Regions from separate parts of the Homo sapiens genome. Here regions 1 and 2 are each linked to region 3. Evidence: read pairs that join two places in POLR2A ChIA-PET (ENCODE). Cell type or tissue: CD4-positive, alpha-beta T cell. All regions are shown on one strand. Links, peaks and the distances in the headings refer to the core of each region. The heading gives the core; the rest is flanking DNA.

Region 1 (6,049 bases), core at 1-4,000, 130 kb after region 3:
AATCCAGAGTGTAATGATTCTCTCCTCAGTCCTTTCTTACAGGAGAACTCCATTCAATGACTCAGCATAGCTCCAGTCAGCAGCCCTGCTGGGCTCTCTTCCTGTGTGGTGTCCACATGGTGAAGCCCTAAATAATATTCTGCAGATTGTTTATTTCATTTGGATACCAAGCTAAAAGCCAGTGGCAGATTTGGAGCCAACTATTAATTATTTATCATAACAAGGACAGGAATAACCTGTCGATATAAAAAGAAACCCAAGGAAAATCCCCAAATCTTGTTTTTGACATTGGTTTCCCCTCCTCTTTCCCAGCCCTTCCTGGAGTAACTGATCTTCCATGGAATTGAGGGAGGCCACCTTGTTCCCACTTTGGGGTTAGGAGGCATGTCAGTCACAAAGTGGGAAGCAAGAGGGAGGGGCTGAGGCTTGGGGCACTGGCCACCCTGGCACAGTTGAAGGGCCCCTTTAGGAAGGGGACGTGACTGTGCTTTTGAAGATCCATGTCACCATTTCATCTTTCTTTGAGCTGTCAAGTGACTTTTCTCAGTTACTGAGCCCTGGCTTTGGGCCCAGAGTGGAGCACTGTGAACCAAGCTGTGATCAGAAAGATGTCTATCTCCTTCCTGTGTAGCATTGACTTTCCTGTCAGATGAGTCAAATTGTGCCCAGTGGTGCCGACAGTTGAGTCTGTGGGAACTCACCAGCATGGTGGGAGTGGACCGAGAGGCGTAGGGAGAACTGGGGAGGTCAGCAACATTAGGAGCAAGAGGAACAGGAAGGCAGTTGAGGGAGCAGTGGGACCCTTTTCCTGCTATTACATGGCGGTTGCAAATTATCTGCCTCCTGCCAGCCTTACTTTGACCGAGAGGCCCATTTTCTTTCCCTACTAAAAGAATGCTTTCTTTTTTTATTTTCTTTCCTTTTCTTTTTTTTTATTTTTGAGACAGAGTTTCACTCTTGTTGCCCAGGCTGAAGTGCAATGGCACGATCTCAGCTCACTGCAACCTCTGCCTCCCGTGTTCAAGCGATTCTCCTGCCTCAGCCTCCCAAGTATCTGGGATTACAGGTGCCTGCCACTACGCCTGGCTAATTTTTGTATTTTTAGTAGAGACGGGGTTTCACCACGTTGGCCAGGCTGGTCTTGAACTCCTGACCTCAGGTGATCCGCCCGCCTCGGCCTCCCAATGTGTGGGGATTACAGGCGTGAGCCACTGCGCCCAGCCTATTTTTCTTTTTTTTAAGTAAATGGATTTGGGACTGATGATGTGTACCTAATGAACAGCCTCTGCAATGGGACAATTAAGGGACTGTTAAGTGACTTTTTGGTGCCTCAGTTTCTTCACTTGTAAATTGGACCAACAATACACATCTATTTCCTTGGGAGTGTTTTGGAAACTCACCAACTCTTCAGAGTATGGTGAACTCCCTGGTGATAAAAACAGTCGGGTCGGGTGTGCCGGCTCATACCTGTAATCCCAGCACTTTGGGAGGCCGAGGCGGGCGGATTGCTCGAGCCCAGGAATTCAAGACCAGCCTGAGCAACATGGCAAAACCCTGTCTCTATGAGAAATACAAAAATCAGTCGGATGTAGTGGCACACACCTGTAGCCCCAGCTACTCAGGAGGCTGAGGTGGAAGAATCACCTGAGCCCAAGGAGGTTGAGGCTGCTGTGAGCTGAGATCACGCCATAGCACTCCAGCCTGGGTAACAGAGCAAGATCCTGTCTCAAAACAAACAAATGAACAAAAAACAAAAAGACAGCTGATAGTTATTGCTCCTTTGAGCCGAAACCTGGGCGCGCCAGGCCACCAGGGCAGCCAGCTGTTGGTGTTTTCCACTGTGGGCTTGTCACAGGGGGAGCTAAAAATCTGTGTGGTTTGTCTTTGTGTGTTTGTGTGAAGGTTCAAGAAGACGTGGAAGCTGCGGGCTCTGAAGGAAGGCAAGACAAGCATGCATCCGCCGTACTCTTTGGGGCAGCTGGTCCCGGAGAGGCCTCGACCCACCCCAGTGCTTGTTCCTCTCATCTCCCCACCGGTGTCCCCCAGCAGCCTGGGGTCTGACAATACCTCGAGCCACAACCGACCAGATGCCAGGGACCCACGGAGCCCTTATGACATCAGCAATACAGACTACTTCTTCCCCAGATAGCTGGCTGGGTGGCACCAGCAGCCTGGACCCTGTGGATGATAAAACACAAACGGGCTCAGCAAAAGATGCTTCTCACTGCCATGCCAGCTTATCTCAGGGGTGTGCGGCCTTTGGCTTCACGGAAGAGCCTTGCGGAAGGTTCTACGCCAGGGGAAAATCAGCCTGCTCCAGCTGTTCAGCTGGTTGAGGTTTCAAACCTCCCTTTCCAAATGCCCAGCTTAAAGGGGCTAGAGTGAACTTGGGCCACTGTGAAGAGAACCATATCAAGACTCTTTGGACACTCACACGGACACTCAAAAGCTGGGCAGGTTGGTGGGGGCCTCGGTGTGGAGAAGCGGCTGGCAGCCCACCCCTCAACACCTCTGCACAAGCTGCACCCTCAGGCAGGTGGGATGGATTTCCAGCCAAAGCCTCCTCCAGCCGCCATGCTCCTGGCCCACTGCATCGTTTCATCTTCCAACTCAAACTCTTAAAACCCAAGTGCCTTAGCAAATTCTGTTTTTCTAGGCCTGGGGACGGCTTTTACTTAAACCGCCAAGGCTGGGGGAAGAAGCTCTCTCCTCCCTTTCTTCCCTACAGTTGAAAAACAGCTGAGGGTGAGTGGGTGAATAATACAGTATCTCAGGGCCTGGTCGTTTTCAACAGAATTATAATTAGTTCCTCATTAGCATTTTGCTAAATGTGAATGATGATCCTAGGCATTTGCTGAATACAGAGGCAACTGCATTGGCTTTGGGTTGCAGGACCTCAGGTGAGAAGCAGAGGAAGGAGAGGAGAGGGGCACAGGGTCTCTACCATCCCCTGTAGAGTGGGAGCTGAGTGGGGGATCACAGCCTCTGAAAACCAATGTTCTCTCTTCTCCACCTCCCACAAAGGAGAGCTAGCAGCAGGGAGGGCTTCTGCCATTTCTGAGATCAAAACGGTTTTACTGCAGCTTTGTTTGTTGTCAGCTGAACCTGGGTAACTAGGGAAGATAATATTAAGGAAGACAATGTGAAAAGAAAAATGAGCCTGGCAAGAATGTGTTTAAACTTGGTTTTTAAAAAACTGCTGACTGTTTTCTCTTGAGAGGGTGGAATATCCAATATTCGCTGTGTCAGCATAGAAGTAACTTACTTAGGTGTGGGGGAAGCACCATAACTTTGTTTAGCCCAAAACCAAGTCAAGTGAAAAAGGAGGAAGAGAAAAAATATTTTCCTGCCAGGCATGGTGGCCCACGCACTTCGGGAGGTCGAGGCAGGAGGATCACTTGAGTCCAGAAGTTTGAGATCAGCCTGGGCAATGTGATAAAACCCCATCTCTACAAAAAGCATAAAAATTAGCCAAGTGTGGTAGAGTGTGCCTGAAGTCCCAGATACTTGGGGGGCTGAGGTGGGAGGATCTCTTGAGCCTGGGAGGTCAAGGCTGCAGTGAGCCGAGATTGCACCACTGCACTCCAGCCTGGGTGACAGAGCAAGTGAGACCCTGTCTCAAAAAAAGAAAAAGAAAAAGAAAAAATATTTTCCCTATTAGAGAAGAGATTGTGGTTTCATTCTGTATTTTGTTTTTGTCTTAAAAAGTGGAAAAATAGCCTGCCTCTTCTCTACTCTAGGGAAAAACCAGCGTGTGACTACTCCCCCAGGTGGTTATGGAGAGGGTGTCCGGTCCCTGTCCCAGTGCCGAGAAGGAAGCCTCCCACGACTGCCCGGCAGGGTCCTAGAAATTCCCCACCCTGAAAGCCCTGAGCTTTCTGCTATCAAAGAGGTTTTAAAAAAATCCCATTTAAAAAAAATCCCTTACCTCGGTGCCTTCCTCTTTTTATTTAGTTCCTTGAGTTGATTCAGCTCTGCAAGAATTGAAGCAGGACTAAATGTCTAGTTGTAACACCATGATTAACCACTTCAGCTGACTTTTCTGTCCGAGCTTTGAAAATTCAGTGGTGTTAGTGGTTACCCAGTTAGCTCTCAAGTTATCAGGGTATTCCAGAGTGGGGATATGATTTAAATCAGCCGTGTAACCATGGACCCAATATTTACCAGACCACAAAACTTTTCTAATACTCTACCCTCTTAGAAAAACCACCACCATCACCAGACAGGTGCGAAAGGATGAAAGTGACCATGTTTTGTTTACGGTTTTCCAGGTTTAAGCTGTTACTGTCTTCAGTAAGCCGTGATTTTCATTGCTGGGCTTGTCTGTAGATTTTAGACCCTATTGCTGCTTGAGGCAACTCATCTTAGGTTGGCAAAAAGGCAGGATGGCCGGGCGCGGTGGCTCACGCCTGTAATCCTAGCACTTTGGGAGGCCAAGGTGGGAGGATTGCTTGAGCTCAGGAGTTTGAGACCAACCTGGGTAACATAGTGAGACACCATCTCTATTATGAACAATAACAGTTAAGAAAAAAAAAGGCAGGCAGGCGGTTATGGTGGTTCCCTCCCATCCCACCACATAAAGTTTCTGAGACTTGAGAACAGCAAAATGCTGTTAAAGGGAAATATTAAGAATGAGAATCTGCAGTAAGGGTGATTCTGTGCCCACAGTTCTTCAATTCTTTATACCGTTTTACCCACATGTGGTGTTACCAAAGCCGGGCAGAACCATGCTAGCGGAAGATGTGAAATCCAGATAGCTCATTATTGCCAAGAGCTAGGCAGCTTTGATCTCCAAATTGTTATTGCTTTCATTTTTATTGTAATGGAATTGCTTTGTTTTGTTTTTTTGTTTTTGTATTGAAGAGGGTTGTTTTCCCTTTATTTTTCATAAGCTAATGTAAATGAAGAAAAAATGTCTTCTCTGGGCTGTAGGCCTGGCTCAGCGTACACAGGTATACATCCTAAGCTCTCTATGTTCTCTAATCTGTGGTGACTGAACATGTGTCTCAATGCACGGGGCATTTCTACCTGTGTTTCTGCAGCACCCCCACTGCCTTGAGTCCCCAGCAGTGCTGTTATTTGCCTAACACCTGTAGCCATCTGCCACGCAGCCAGACGTGAAACGCTGAGACAGAGACCATTTAGGTTAAATACGACAGCTTATCCTGCTGGGTGGGGAAAGTAAAAAATATGCTGGTTCAAGGCCTAAAGTAAAATGATCAATAATGTTTGTAGCATTAATGAAATATTTTCAAGAAATGTGTCCAGGGGTAGCACTGGCTATGTTGACGAGGCCTTTGGTAACTCAGAGAGCTCTTGGCCCTGATGGGGACTTGCCCTTACGCTTTCTTTATCAGGCTCTGAGTTCACACGGAGCCTCTGGCACTTCCCTGCTGTCTTGGGAGAAAGGAAACTGGTTGCCGCGGCAGGTTGTGGAATCTGTTGCTGGAACCAGGCTGGAAGCCCACCTGGTAGTGAACAGGGCCCAGTGGGGCAGGCTGGGCATGTTGTGGTCTATGGGTTTGTTTCCTGGAGAATGTTCAGGAATGTCTTCCCAGCTGCTTTGGTGCTGAGCTCTATTATCTCACAGCACGTCCAGAAGGCTAACCCAGGTGGGGAGGATGCTGACACCAGCTCCAGGTGGAGTTGGTGGTCTTAATTTGGAGATGCAGGGGCAACCTGTGACCCTTTGAGGCAAGAGCCCTGCACCCAGCTGTCCCGTGCAGCCGTGGGCAGGGGCTGCACACGGAGGGGCAGGCGGGCCAGTTCAGGGTCCGTGCCAGGCCCTCCTCAGTGCCCTGTGAAGGCCTCCTGTCCTCCGTGCGGCTGGGCACCAGCACCAGGGAGTTTCTATGGCAACCTTAGTGATTATTAAGGAACACTGTCAGTTTTATGAACATATGCTCAAATGAAATTCTACTTTAGGAGGAAAGGATTGGAACAGCATGTCACAAGGCTGTTAATTAACAGAGAGACCTTATTGGATGGAGATCACATCTGTTAAATAGAATACCTCAACTCTACGTTGTTTTCTTGGAGATAAATAATA
Region 2 (7,484 bases), core at 106-4,105, 51 kb after region 3:
GCAGGAGAATCGCTTGAAACCGAGAGGCAGAGGTTGCAGCGAGCCGAGATCATGCCACTGCATTCCAGCCCAGGTGACAGAGACCCTGTCTCAAAACAAACAAACAAACAAACGAACCAACCAACCTCCAAATGACGATGCTTGAGCTTTAGCTCAGCTATCTCCAGTTGTCTTTGGGTAATGGGGGTGTCAAGTGGCAATGTTCCAAGTCTGGCTTATCTTGGGGGAACTAAATGGCTGTTATCATTCCCAGGCCTCACATCTACACTCTGCCTGATTCAGAGCAAGGGAGGGGGGTGTCTCCTGTGCCATCCACTGCTCTATCCTCAATCGAACCAAGCCCTTTGACCAGGGAAGTGCTGTGCCCTGTTTGTGCATGCTTGTAGGTACAGGGAAGAGACAGGTGGAGGGAGATCCCCTGACTAGCTTACATCAACCTGGCTCATCTCTGGAATTTGGGATGGAGTTAAACCCAACAACCCCTGGGCCTGCTCCAATGAAGACAGGGAGTGTTTATCAATGAGCAGTGACAATTACTACCTCTCCTGAGAGCAGATGAGTAGGTTTCAGGCATGGGGTTTCTCTAAGTCAGCAAAAAGCACCCGATCCCTAATGACAGAGGAGCAGTGTGTGTTAAATGTGTGTGTGCACATGTGTGAATAATTCAGGGCCCTCTAACCATGAGGCCCGGGACAAGAGCCACACTTGCCCACATGAAGTCAATGCTCTTGTCTGCAAGAACATTGTTTATTGTGGCTGGAGCCCAGATAACAAGGAGAAAGTGGCAAGAGATGAGGCAGGAGAGAAAAGCAGGGTGACTTCTGGAGAACCCTTTTCTCGGTGAAGGGATTTCAGCCTTATTCTGGGAATAAGCCAGAGCCCTGAGGGGTTTTAAGTGGAGGAGAGCCAGCCCCACCCCAACTCAGTGGCTTTAGGGGTCATTCTTCCCATGCTACCATTTCCCATGGTTCAAAGATTAACAATAGGGCTAACTTCCAATTTATTCAATTCTCAGGTTATTTATTCAATAATCTAGTGTTCTTCCTCTCTACTTCCTCCTCTTCAGTACCTTGTTGTGGGTGGAGCTCCAGGAAGAGGATGGGGCGTGGTGCCTAGAGGCGGAAGTGTGTATCTTGATTGTTTAACCTGGGAACCCTGAGGGCAGAGGGCGTAGGGGTTGGGAGAGGAAAGGAAGGCGCTAGGAAGACACTGGAAAGACCCCATAAGCGTAGCAGCTCCTAAACCACAGCTAAGCATGTCTGGAGGAGAAGCCTGAATCCGAAAGCAATGAGGAAATGATTAGTGGTTTCATAGTAGGTTGTCTGTAGCTGCAGACACACAGGCGTTTTTGTACACAGGTAAATACAGGCCTGTTCTGTTATTGACCACACGTTTGTATGAAGCTCCAAACTCATGTGTCCTCCTGTTCTCCTGTTTTTTTTTTTTTTTTTGAGACGGAGTTTCGCTCTTGTTGTCCAGGCTAGAGTGCAATGGCACGATCTCGGCTCACGGCAAACTCCACCTCCCAGGTTCAAGCGATTCTCCTGCCTCAGCCTCCTGAGTAGGTGGGATTACAGGCACGCGCCACCATGCCTGGGTAATTTTTGTATTTTTAGTAGAGACGAGGCTTCACTATGTTGACCAGGCTGGTCTCAAACTCCTGACCTTAGGTGATCCACCTACCTCAGCCTCCCAAAGTGCTGGAATTACAGGTGTGAGCAACTGTGCCTGGCCTCTCTGAAGTATTATTTGATATTTTTCTTTTGAAGTTTTCTTCTTCCTGTGTAGAAACTATTTCTGCAAATTGCTTTTCAGTCTGCTTTTTGCTCATTTGTTTTTATCTTCCATGTCTGAGGTTTTTTTCAGCTGTCTGGTGATCTTTGACTGATTATTTATAAGACAGGCAAATATCAGTTAAGTCCTTACAGTAAACATATGGTTTACTCAAGTTAGGATTATTTTAGGAGGATTTCTTTACAAAATGGCCATTTACAAAGACAGAGTATAGGAGAGCTATAACCTTTGGTTGAGAGACACAGGCAGCCTAAGAGAGGAACCCTCTAAGAGAAGAACCAGAGGAACAGATATCTTGATCTCACGCTCCTCCTCCCTCTGGTCTTCCGGGTTCTGCGTTGTCTAGACCAACTGCTAGTCAGAGGGTGTGGGGTATTGCTCATGTGGTCTCTTCCTGGAATACCCCCAGTGCAGAGGGCCAGGCAGCGTGGGTGGGGAGTAGCAAAGAGAAAGCTCTGACATGGGAACGAAGGCGCTGATTGGAAGCTCACATGGTGGGCATCTGGACGGGACTGTTTGCTGGGGGAGTCCCCACATGTCTGGATCTTTAGGTCTTTCGTCTGGGGCCAGTCAGGTTACCCAGAGAAGAATCTCCTTCTAGGAGGGAACAGGCCAGCCTGCCAGTGTTCTGGCCCCCGAAAGGAGGCAGAGGGCTGTGGGTCTTAGCCTGGGGCATTTGGCATACGCAGTCCCTTAGTTCCCGAGTTTACAAGCCATAGCCATGCTGTCAAATGTGCCTGGTATCACCCAGTTCAGAGACTCTCTGTTTTATCCTGTACAGAGAACAAGCTTGCAGATTTCTGTGGGAGGGAGGGAGGGGTAGTTACTCAGTAATGAAGGGTGCTTCTCAAACAGCTTTCAACCAGTCCTCCTTGTTTGCACACTCACACACTCAGAGACACACAAACTCAGTTCCAGAGGTACTTGGAGCTGCCAGTTCATGAGCGTTTTGAGGATTTTATGAATAGATGGGTTGCTTCTCAGTTTTCTCTGCTGGTCATTTAGGATTTGGCCTTTTTTGTTTTTTTTTTTTGTTTGTTTTTTTGGTTTTTTTTGAGACAATAGTCTCGCTCTGTCGCCCAGGCTGGAGTGCAGTGGCATGATCTTGGCTCACTACAACCTCCACCTCCCGGGTTCAAGAGATTTTCCTGCCTCAGCCTCCCGAGTAGCTGCAGCTAGAGGCATGCACCACCCCACCCAGCTAATTTTTGTATTTTTAGTAGCGAGGGAGTTTCACCATGTTGGCCAGGCTGGTCTTGAACTCCTGACTTCAAATGATTCACCGCCTCAGCCTCCTAGAGTGCTGGGATTATAGGCGTGAGCCACTGTGCCTGGCCAGGATTTGGGTATTTCAAGTTGGCTACATCAGTTGTCACCTAAACCCAGAGGGTTTTTTGGTTCCTGGGGTACATCTGGAATTTTCAAATCTTCTTTGGCTGAAACACAGTATATTTGAGAGAGGACTCAGAAGAAAGAGGAAGAAAAGGCATCATGGGGCCAGACTGGTAAGTGTTTGAGTAGATTGTACTTTTTTCTTTTTTTGAGACGGAGTTTTGCTCTTGTTGCCCAGGATGGAGTGCAATGGTGCAATCTTGGCTCACCGTAACCTCCGCCTCCCAGGTTCAAGCGATACTCCTGCCTCAGCCTCCTGAGTAGCTGGGATTACAGGTATGTGCCACCACGCCGGGCTAATTTTGTATTTTTAGTAGAGACGGGGTTTCACCATGTTGGTCAGGCTGGTCTTGAACTCCAGACCTCAGGTGATCTGCCCGCCTCGGCTTCCCAAAGTGCTGGGATTACAGGCGTGAGCCCCCGCACCTGGCTGAGTAGATTGTACTTAACTCTAGAGACCATGGGCTTAGGGGTGGGAAATAGCAACTGAGGTCTAGGTACATGGGTCCTTTGAGAAGTTTATTCTCTATTAGGTCCCAATTTTCTTTTTTCTTTTTTTTTTGAGACAGAGCCTCGCTCTGTCGCCCAGGCTGGAGTGCAGTGGCACAATCTTGGCCAAACCCGTCTGAGTCCCAATTTTTATTGCTTCCTATATGATGCCTCAATAGGGTGTGTGGAAACAGTAAACTATAAAGTGCTGTACTAATGTAATGCTTTATTTTTTGAATGCAGCCAGAATTTTCCTGTGTCTTTGCTCATACTGTTGCTTCTGCTTGGAGTTTTCTCTATCTTCTCCCTCACCTCTCCAATCCATCCATCTCTACTTATAGAAATGATATCTTTGGCCGGGTGTGGTGGCTCATGCCTGTAATCCCAGCACTTTGGGAGGCTGAGGCGGGTGGATCACAAGGTCAGGAGTTCAAGACCAGCCTGGCCAAGATGGTGAAACCCCGTCTCTACTTAAAATACAAAAACTTAGCTGGGCGTGGTGGCGCCTGTAATCCCAGCTACTTGGGAGGCTGAGGCAGAGAATTGCTTGAACCTGGGAGGATGGAGGTTGCCGTGAGCCGAGATCACGCCACTGGACTCCAGCCTGGGCGACAGAGTGAGACTCCATCTAAACAAACAAAAAAAAGAAATGATACCTTTAAGGCCCAGCTGAAGGTCAACTCTACTATGAGTCTGCTGCCCTCAAACTAAATGAGAACTTTCAAACTTTAATGATGGCCATTTTTTTCTCACCTCCATTCCTGCCCACCTGTATTAGTAAAGGTTCTCCAGAGAAATAGAATATATATTTATCTTCTATATATACGTATGAATATACAGAATATATATCTTCTGTATATATAGAATATACATCTTATATATAAATACATATCTATATGTTATAGATACATATCTTCTGTATATATAGAATATATATCTTCTCTCTATATACTATATAAAACATATTATATTAATAGGTAATATTTTATATATATATAAAGGAATTGGTTTGTGCAATTACGGAGGCTTTTTTTACTGGTAAATCCAAAGATCTGTAGGGTGAGTCTGCAAGCTGGAAACCTAGGAGAGCTGATGGTGGAGTTCCAGCCTGAAGGGTGAAAGTCTTGACACTCAGGAAGAGCTGATGTTCAGTTCAAAGGTAGGAAAAAGCCAATGTTCTCTGTTTCAAAGGCAGTCAGGCAGGAAGAATTCTTACTCGGGGAAGAGTCAGACTTTATGCTCTATTCAGGCCTTCAACTGATTGGATGAGAACTATCCACATTAGGGAGGACAATGTGCTTTACTCAGTTTAATTATTTAAAAAAAATTTAAATTATTTATTAATTTATTTATTTGGGACAGGGTCTCACTCTGTTGCCCAGGTTAGAGTGCAATGGCACGATCTCAGCTCACTGTAACCTCCACTTCCTGGGTTCAAGTGATTCTCCTGCCTCAGCCTCCCAAGTAGCTGGGATTACAGGCACCCACCACCACTCCCAGCTAATTTTGTATTTTTAGTAGAAATGTGGTTTCACTGGCCAGGCGTGGTGGCTCACAGCTGTAATCCCAGGACTTTGGGGGGCCAAGGCAGGCAGATCATGAGGTCAGGAGTTCGAGACCAGCCTGACCAACATGGTGAAACCCCATCTCTACTAAAAATACAAAAATTAGCTGGGTGCGGTGGTACACACCTGTAATCCCAGCTACTCAGGAGGCAGAGGCAGGAGAATTGCTTGAACCCGGGAGGCGGAGGTTACAGTGAGCCAGGATCTTGCCATTGCACTCCAGCCTGGGCAACAGAGCGAGACTCCATCTCAAAAAAAAAAAAAAAAAAGAAAGAAATCTTTCACCATGTTGGCCAGGCTGGTGTGGAACTCCTGACTTCAGGTGATCCGCCTGCCTTGGCCTCCCAACGTGCTGGGATTACAGGCATGAACCACTGCGCCCAGCTTTTTTTTCTTATTTTTTTTTTTTTTTTGAGATAGGGACTCTGTCACCCAGGCTGGAGTGCAGTGGCATGATCTCAGCTCACTGCAACCTCCACCTCCCAGGCTCAGGTGATCCTCCCACCTCAGCCTCCTGGGTAGCTGAAACCACAGGCGCATACCACCGTGCCTGGCTAATTGCTGTATTTTTTTGTAGAGATGTGGTTTTGCCATTTTGCCCAGGCTGGTCTCGAGATCTTGAACTCCTGGGCTCAAGGGATCCACCTATCTCAGCCTCCCAAACTGCTGGGATTACAGGTGTAAACCACCACACCTGGCCTAAATGTTAACCTCATCCAAAAACACCCTTACAGGCTGGGTGCGGTGATTTATGCCTGTAATCCCAGCACTTTGGGAGGCAGAGGTGGGTGGATTACTTGAGGTCAGGAGTTTGAGACCAGCCTGGCCAACATGGTGAAACCCCGTCTCTACTAATAATACAAAAATTAGCCAGGCATGGTGGCGAACGCTTGTAATCCCAGCTACTTGGGAGGCTGAGACAGGAGAATGGCTTGAACCCAGGAGGCGGCAGTTGCAGTGAGCCAAGATGGTGCCACTGTACTCCAGCCTGGGTGACGAAGCGAGACCCTGTCTCAAAAAAAAAAAAAAAAAAAAAAGCTACCCTTAAAACATCCTTACAGAAACTCTCATAATAATGTTTGAGGTATGCCATGGCCCACTGAAATTCACACTTTTTTTTTTTTTTTGAGACAAGATCTCACTCTGTCACCCAGGCTGGGGTGCAATGAATTGATCATAGCCTTGAACTCCTGGGCTCAAGCGATTCTCCCACCTCAGCCTTTTGAGTAGGTGTGCCACCACGCCTGGCTAATTTTTTTTTTTTTTTTTTTTTTTTAGACAGAGTCTTGTTCCGTTGCCCAGGCTGGAATGCAGTGACAACACTCTACCTTCTGGGTTCGAGAGATTCTTGTGCCTCAGCCTCCAGAGTAGCTGCGATTACAGGCACGTACCACCACGCCTGGCTAATTGTTTAGTAGAGACAGGTCTCGCTATCTTGCCCAGGCTTGTCATGAACTCTTGGGCTTAAACAACCTTCCCACGTGGGTCTCCCAAAGTGCTGGGATTGCAGTTGTGAGACATCACACCCAGCAATTTAAAATTTTTTGTAGAAATGGGGTCTTGCCACATTGCCCAGCCTTTTCTCAAACTCCTAGCTTCAAGCAATCATCTTGCCTCTGCCTCCCAGAATGCTAGGATTACAGGCATGAATCAACATGCCAGCAACACGTAAAATTAACCATCACACTGCACTTCCTTGCTTTGGTTGTATTGTAAGGAACTGGGAAACTGCAAGCTACTTTCCTCTGACTCTCTTTCCAGCTGACTTCTGGCTAGGTTCTGCAATGGGTGCCCCTGGTGAAAGATTAGAAGGGAAGCTAAAGGAAGAGGTCTTCTTGTTCTCTTCTTTTGGCAGTTCCTCTGACAGTGGCAGCAGCAGGTGGATGTAGGCTCCTAGATTCCTTGCTTCACCAGCACAGTGATTGCGGCCACAGCAGCACAGTGATTGTGGACTCTGGGGCTGGAGGAGGCAGCAACAGTGGTGTGACTTTGGGCTCCTGTAACAACAGCAGGAATGCACTCCTTCCCTGCAAGGTGATATGTGCAGTGATTCCAATGAGAATCATAGCAGCAGTGGAGGCTCCAGCAGCCGTGATGGTGCAGTCATCATGGGCTTTAACACTTTCTGGCTGGGTGTGGTGGCTCACGCCTATAATCCCAGCACTTTGGGAGGCCAAGGAGGGCAGATCACCTGAGGCCAGGAGTTCAAGACCAGCTGGCCAACATGGTGAAACCCTGTCTCTA
Region 3 (7,484 bases), core at 1,495-5,494:
TGTTACATAGAGACAGCAGAACTTGATGGGTAAGTGGCATGCTCAGTGTCAGCCCTCTCCTTCTGTCTCTTTGGAGGTAAAAAGATTGTCTTTGAATGAGGTTCTCAGGCCTGGGCTCTGTCTGAATTTGGAAAAATTAGGGGTAAGAAAGGCTTTGGATGGGATGTGTGAAGTGTTATTCAACCAGTATTTGCTGGGCTGAGCAGTTATGCACCATGCTTAGGTGTCACCAGGTAGAATTTAGAGGATGGGGAGAGGTGGGCATGGTGACTCACTCCTGTAAATCCCAGCACTTTGGGAGGCCAGTGTGGGAGGATTGCTTGAGGCCAGGAGTTTGAGACCAGCCTGGGCAAGATGGTGAGACTTCATCTCTATAAAACAAACAAACAAAAAATTTAAAAAGTTTAAAACTTAGCTGGGTATGGTGGTTTTAATGCCTATAATCCCAGCCACTTGGGAGGCTGAGGCGGGAGGATTGTTTGAGCCCAGGAGTTCGAGGCTTTAGTGAGCTATGATTGTGCGACTGCACTCCAGCCTGAGCAGCAGAGCGAGACCCCATCTGTGAAAAAAAACATTTAGAGGATGAGGAGGGAGCGGGGACTCAGAGATACTGTCCTTCCAGCGAGACCAACATGAAAGTACGTCAGGCGATTCCAGTCACCTCAGAATTGGGAGACATCAGTAAGCTTGCCAAGTTTGACGGTGAGTAATTTTGGAGGAGCAGCCTGAAGGTAGAGGAGTGGGGTTGGGTTTTGTTTGGGGGCGTTAAATTATACATTTTCCTTTGGGCTTTTTGTTGTTATTATGCAACTCCCTGGACTGTTTTGGGGAGGGGAGTGTTTGTAATGTCATGTGGCTCCCTCTTGGTTTTGAGTTTATAATTATTTCAAGGGGACTTTGTGGCTGATAGCTCCCCACTTGCTATGCATGTTGAGAGAAATTCAGCTTATTCTTTTAGCTTATTAGCTCAGAATAATAATATGTGTTCCTTATAAGACAAACCATACAGAGTGTATAAGAAAAAGTGAATAGAGGTCGGTACCATGGCTCACGCCTGTAATCCCAGCACTTTGGGAGGCCGAGGTGGGCGGATTGCCTGAGGCCAGGAGTTCGAGACCAGTCTGGTCAACATGGTGAAACCCTGTCTCTATTAAAAATACAAAAATTATTAGCTGGGCGTGGTGCTGCATGCCTGTAATCCCAGCTATTCAGGAAGCTGAGGCAGGTGAATCCCTTGAACCTGGGAGGCGGAGGTTGCAGGGAGGCGGAGGTTGCAGTGAGCTAAGATCGTGCCACTGCACTCCAGCCTGGGTGACAAGAGCGAAACTCTGTCTCAAAAAGAAAAAAAAAATACAAAAATTAGCCGGGCGTCGTGGTGTGCATCTGTAGTCCCAGCTACTTGAGAGGCTGAGGCATGAGAGTTGCTTGAACCTGGGAGGTGGAGGTTGCAGTGAGCCGAGATCGGGCCACTGCACTCCAGCGTGGGCAACACAGTGAGACACTGTCTCAAAAAAAAAAAAGAAGAAGAAAATAGCTCTTCCTTCCTCTTCTACCCTGCTGAAGTAGCCACATTAATTGACAGTCAGTGTGTGCTCATCCACACTTTTCATACATGTTTGTACAAACAAATATTAGGTCATGCTGCAGCTTTTTTTTTTTTTTTTTTTTAAATACTCCTGCCCAGGTTGGAGTGTAGTGGTGCGATCTCGGCTCACTGCATCCTCTACCTCCCAGGTTCAAGCGATCCTCGTGCCTCAGCCTCCCGATTAGCTAGAATTACAGGCTCCCACCACCACACCCGGCTAATTTTTGTATTTTTAGTAGAGACAGGGTTTCACCATGTTGGCCAGGCTGGTCTCAAACTCCTGACCTCAGCTGATCCACCCGCCTTAGCCTCCCAAAGTGCTGGGATTACAGGCATGAGCTGCCGCGCCCGGCCTGCTTCATTATTTTCCTGAAGAGTTGCATCAGCTCACACTCCTCCCAGCAGCATATGGATGGGCCCTTGCCCTTGCATCCTCTTCGCTCAGCTCATTTTCTCTTTGTTTTATTGTCTTGTGGTTAGGCTGTAGACTGGACCTTAAGCAGTGGAATTCTTGTCTCCTGTTCAGGTGAAGTGATCTGTGAACCTCCCAACAACAAACTGGACAAATTCAGCGGAACCCTCTACTGGAAGGAAAATAAGTTCCCTCTGAGCAACCAGAACATGCTGCTGCGGGGCTGTGTGCTGCGAAACACCGAGTGGTGCTTCGGGCTGGTCATCTTTGCAGGTGAGCCTCCTAGCATCCAAAGAAAGAAGGGTAAGAGTGACTCAGCCAGCCCTCACTCAGGAGTATGGGATGAGGTGGGAGAATACCTAAGGTAAAAAACCTCCAGCTGTGTATACAGGCTTCTTATCTAGCCAGTATCTCTATTCCACCCTGGTGTCCTGCAGTCTGGGGATCAGGGCAGAAGCCCAGAGGCAGATGTGTTATTTGGCTTTCCCAGCCCTTCCCATTCTTTTCCAGGTCCCGACACTAAGCTGATGCAAAACAGCGGCAGAACAAAGTTCAAAAGAACGAGTATCGATCGCCTAATGAATACCCTGGTGCTCTGGGTGAGGCGCCCCACATCTGGCTCCCTGCCCCTGCCCTCTCTTCTCCTTGGGTGCTCCTTTTCCTTTCCTCTTTCTTCTTTGGTCAGTAGACTTCAGGTTTGGCTTTAAAGCTGCTAGCAGGTCAGCTACACAAAGGCAGTGTTTATTTTAGGCTCCTTTTAGTTGGAAGATGTTATTTAAAAAAACTTCAGGAACGTGCATGAATCAACAACTTAAAGCTAAAACAAATCATCCCTTCTCTGATTCCAGTTATGATGATGACTTTGTGAAGCATGTGACCTTCTGTTTGCTTTTGCCAGGGACAAGGAGGCCTTCATGGGGATGGAGAGGGAATTAAAAGAAAAATTTCCATTTGGAAGAGGTTGGCAGGGTCTTTTCCCCCCAACTTCTAAGAACGAAGGATCCCAAAGGAAAAGTTTCTGTTTAAGTTTTTGGCAGTTCCTGAATCCTTCTCTTGTTTAGCTAGAAATCTGAACTCCTTGTTGGGCTCTCCTCCCCTTCCTGTGCCCCGACTGTCTGCTGCCTGCCCGCCACATGCCAGCTTGTGAAGGCTGGGGCTAGCCTCTGGTGAGCTTGTTTCCGCCCTGGCTTTAAAGAGTGTGCGGAAACCCAGCCTGGTGGGCGAGGTTGTCTATCACATAAGGGCTCCAGTCGCCCCCTGGTGGCCATTGGGCACCAATCTCCTATTTTGTTTCAAAGCCTAAACAGCGGAGGCAGCTTTGGAAATAGATGTAGGAAATTGGACAGTGGCCTGGTTTTTTACCAGTCTCTCCAGAGACTCCAAAATTTATAAGATTTTTGACTAATCAGGAAATCTAGACCAGGAGTGGTGGCTCACACCTGTAATCCCAGCACTTTGGGAGACCAAGGTGGGAGGATCATTTGAGCCTAGGAGTTCGAAAACAGCCTGGACACCATAGTGAGACCCTGTCTTTACAAAAAACTGAAAAATTAGCCAGGTTTGGTGGCATGCACCTGTGGTCCCAGTTACTCTGGAGGCTGAGGCGGGGGGATTGCTTGGCCTGGGAGATTGAGGCTGCGTTGAGCTAGGATCATGCCACTGCACTCCAGCCTGGGCAACAAAGCAAGACCCTGTTTCAAAAAAGAAATCTACGTTTATGAAGATAAGTTTGTTTCCCAAGTTTAAAAAAAAAAAAGGCAATCTTAGCCAGGTGCAGTGGCTCACGCCTGTAATCCCAGCACTTTGGGAGACCGAGGTGGGTGGATCACGAGGTCAAGAGATCAAGACCATCCTGACCAACATGGTGAAACCCCATCTCTACTAAAAATACAAAAAAATAGCTGGGCGTGGTGGCGGGCACCTGTAGTCCCAGCTACTTGGGAGGTTGAGGCAGGAAAATGGCGTGAACCCGGGAGGTGGAGCTTGCAGCAGTGAGCCGAGGTCGCGCCACTGCACTCCAGCCTGGGCGACAGAGCAAGGCTCCATCTCAAAAAAAAAAAAAAAAGGCCATCTATGTGAGATAGTGAACATTACCGTGGCTTGGCATTTTTGTTGGCTTGTACCTAGCCCAGGTGAATAGATTATTTACAGTAAGTTTTCTGGTATGTTAAAAGTAGCTCATCCCCACTCTTACCAACTTTGAGGACTCTGGAAGGTTTCAAGGTGCCAGATTGAGAGCTAATCAACTATTTCAGTTTCTTCATCATATAGATGAAATAATGGTCAGACAGAAGGCCACATGATAATTGGTGACAGACTAGAACCTGTCACCAGTTCTGAGCTTTTTCCACTAGAGCAGTGGTGTCCAATATTTTGGCATCCCTGGGCCACATTGGAAGAAGAATTGTCTTGGGCCACACATAAAATACACTAACATTAACAATAGCTGATAAGCTTAGAAAAAAAAAATTGCAAAAAAAAATCTCATAAATTTTTTTTTTTTTTTTTTGAGACGGAGTCTCACTCTGTCACTAGGCTGGAGTGTAGTGCAATGGCATTATCTCGGCTCACTGCAACCTCTGCCTCTCGGGTTCACGTGATTCTCCTGCCTCAGCCTCCCTAGTAGCTGGGATTACAGGTGCCCGCCACCACACCCGGCTAATTTTTTTGTATTTTTAGTAGAGATGAGAGATGGGGTTTCACCATGTTGGCCAGACTGGTCTCGAACTCCTGACCTCATGATCTGCCCGCCTTGGCCTCCCAAAGTGCTGGGATTATAGGTGTGAGTCACTGCACCTGGCCTTTTTTTTTTTTTTTTTTGAGACAGGTTCTTGCTCTGTTGCCCAGGCTGGGATGCAGTGGCATGATCTTGGCTCACTGCAATGTCTGCCTCCCGGGTTCAAGCAATTCTCATGCCTTGGACTCCTGAGTAGCTGAGACTACAGGCAAGTGCCACCAGGACTGGCTAATTTTTTTAATGTTTTTAGTAGAGACGGGGTTTCACCGTGTTGGCCAGGCTGGTCTCAAACTCCTGACCTCAGGTGATCCATCCGCCTCAACCTCCCAAAATGCTGGGATTACAGGCTTGAGCCACTGCGCCCAGCCCATAATAGTTTTTTTTTTTTTTATAATTATTTTTCATTTAACATTCAGCTGTTACCAAAATCTCATAGTGTTTTAAGAAAGTTTATGAATCTGTGTTGGGCCACATGTGGCCCAGAGACCATGGGTTGGACAAGCTTGCACTAGAGCATCTGAGCTTTTGAGGGCTCAAGGGATGAATACATCACAGATGCACTTGGTTTTGAGGGCTTCCTACATGTCAGCCTCGCCTGTGCTTCTCATTCCTCCCCAGATTTTTGGATTCCTGGTTTGCATGGGGGTGATCCTGGCCATTGGCAATGCCATCTGGGAGCACGAGGTGGGGATGCGTTTCCAGGTCTACCTGCCGTGGGATGAGGCAGTGGACAGTGCCTTCTTCTCTGGCTTCCTCTCCTTCTGGTCCTACATCATCATCCTCAACACCGTTGTGCCCATTTCACTCTATGTCAGGTATGTGCCTTCTCTGACCTGGGGTCTCTCCAGGGAGTCAGGCGGTCCCATAGAACTTTTCTTTTCTATGAAGATGAAGTCCTTGAGAAGTAACGAGAAGTCCTCTTCTTCCTGTACTGTAAACATTTGATGTTATCTGTTTATCTTTGTGGGCAGAGCAAACTTTTTACCACAGTTTCCTGGTACTTGGGACTGTATTAGAGAAAAAAAAATATTGATTTATTCAGCACCTATTTATTACATGCCTACTGTGTACAAAGAAGTGTGCTAGGTGCCATCACAAATAAAAGATGAATTAGGAATGGATCTCCTTCCTTCTAGGAGCTTACGTCTAGTAAAGGAAGGAAAATCTAAACACATTATAAAACAAAATAGGAACCAGTGCTGTAGAATTCGACCTAGAGTCTTCTATGTGAAGCTTGGGGATACAGAGATGTATAAGGTGGCCTCTGCCTTTAGCAGCAGCAGATGGATAGGTCGAGGAGGGGAGATCTGGACAGTGTCAGACTGAGATACCATGTGGGAGGCACAGGGTGCCCGGGGACTGGGAGAGTGTCGCTCCCTAAGCAGGTAGGCAGAGAGGGAGAGATGGCATTTGCTCTGGGCTTTGAGTGGTGACTGGGCTGGATGAAGGTGGAGCCACAATGGAGAGGAGGCTGAGAGGGCTGGAAGCAAAGGTGTGGAGATGGGAGCCTGGGAATGGCCTATGGAAATAGTTGGCCAGGGTCTTGGGCCAAGAGCAAGAGCTGGAAACATAGCTTGCTCCTGATTGTGGAGGCTTTTGAATATTTGCCTGTGGACTTTGTATTTACTAACCATTAAAAGTTATTGAAAAGACTGGGCACGGTGGCTCACACCTGTAATCCCAGCACTTTGGGAAGCCAAGGTGGGCGGATAACGAGGTCAGGAATTCGAGACCAGCCTGGCCAACATGTTGAAACCCCGTCTCTACTAAAAATACAAAAATTAGCCAGGTGTGGTGGTGGTTGCCTGTAATCCCAGCTACTTGGGAGGCTAAGGTAGGAGAATCGCTTGAAACCGGAAGGTGGAGGTAGCAGTGAGCCAAGATCACGCCACTGCACTCTAGCCTGGGCAACGAGCGAAACTGTGTCTCAAAAAACAACGAAACAAACAAACAAACAAAAAAGTTTTTGAAGAAAGTCAAAAGAATGTATTCTGTATTCTAAAAATGCATTCTAAGTGTTACAGCTCTTTTAGAATTTGTCTAGCAGGTTTTCCAGTTTTCACTGGAACCCCTCCCCCACAAAAAGAAAAAAATGCATTCTAAAAAAAAACTAAAGAATGCTTTAGGAAGTATTGACTGGCAGTAGTGTACAGCATGAATAGGATCAAGGCAACATGTAGGATGTTTGAGGTAAAGAGAATGTTAGCAGGGACAGGCCAGTGAGAATGAAGGGGAGGATCGGAGGAAGACGAGGCAGGAGGAATGGCCAGGGGAAAGGAACTTTCTTGCTTAGTGCCTTGCACTTGAGATAAGGGAACCTGTGACATTTTTAAGGAAATGTTTTATGGAGGTGCTGAAAACTTGTCCTGTCTCCCATCTTTTGTTCATACAGATTCCCCAAATAGCCCTCAACTCTCTCCCAGCCCCCAATCTTACTGCTGGTGATAATAAATAGAAGATACAGCATTTCTGTGCTGAGAGAATATAGTTTAGGCTTTTCCAGGGTGTGAAGAGGAGAGTTGGGAGGTTCTGGGTTTAGTCCTGCCTCCTCACTGGCCATGTGACCTCAGGAAAATCCACGGTCACTCAGGGCCTCACTTGATCTTAGTTTTCCCACGTGAAACAGGAACAGGAGTACTTGTCTCACCTTTTAATAGGATGTCTTGATATAAGATATTGGCTTAGAAGATACATTTTAAACTTAAGTGACTGTACAGTTACTGGGTGGTAGCCTGCTCATTGTGACTGTT

Evidence for each region. ChIA-PET counts read pairs that join two places held together with the same protein. Peaks named below come from ENCODE experiments on the same cell type or tissue, not always from the same donor. Only the 100,000 strongest peaks of a DNase experiment are listed, where the experiment ranks them.
Region 1: POLR2A ChIA-PET joins it to region 3 with 11 read pairs; 4 of 35 experiments call an interaction of 5 or more read pairs at or near these places.
Region 2: POLR2A ChIA-PET joins it to region 3 with 15 read pairs; 11 of 35 experiments call an interaction of 5 or more read pairs at or near these places.

Annotation. Positions count from the first base shown.
Region 1 is chr1:154,463,232-154,469,280 of GRCh38, forward strand. IL6R (interleukin 6 receptor) reads left to right here. Exons shown (of 10, transcript NM_000565.4): 10 at 1,903-6,049. The coding sequence ends at 2,149. Among named protein-coding and RNA genes, the nearest start is that of TDRD10, 36 kb to the right of the region's middle. RefSeq lists an enhancer at 1,734-2,235. In CD4-positive, alpha-beta T cell, for the core only: no CTCF peak of the experiment used is centred there; DNase peaks (open chromatin) are centred at 90, 570, 1,820 and 3,860; H3K27ac peaks cover 3,796 bases.
Region 2 is chr1:154,384,616-154,392,099 of GRCh38, forward strand. No RefSeq gene overlaps it. Among named protein-coding and RNA genes, the nearest start is that of IL6R, 17 kb to the right of the region's middle. RefSeq lists an enhancer at 2,129-2,338. In CD4-positive, alpha-beta T cell, for the core only: no CTCF peak of the experiment used is centred there; DNase peaks (open chromatin) are centred at 1,106 and 2,196; H3K4me3 peaks cover 888 bases; H3K27ac peaks cover 3,011 bases.
Region 3 is chr1:154,331,996-154,339,479 of GRCh38, forward strand. It overlaps ATP8B2 (ATPase phospholipid transporting 8B2), which reads left to right. Exons shown (of 28, transcript NM_001370597.1): 8 at 1-29; 9 at 623-702; 10 at 2,112-2,270; 11 at 2,508-2,596; 12 at 5,353-5,549. It also overlaps the pseudogene RNU7-57P. Among named protein-coding and RNA genes, the nearest start is that of ATP8B2, 10 kb to the left of the region's middle. In CD4-positive, alpha-beta T cell, for the core only: CTCF peaks have their summits at 3,282 (motif pointing left) and 3,489; a DNase peak (open chromatin) is centred at 3,226; H3K4me3 peaks cover 327 bases; H3K27ac peaks cover 1,293 bases.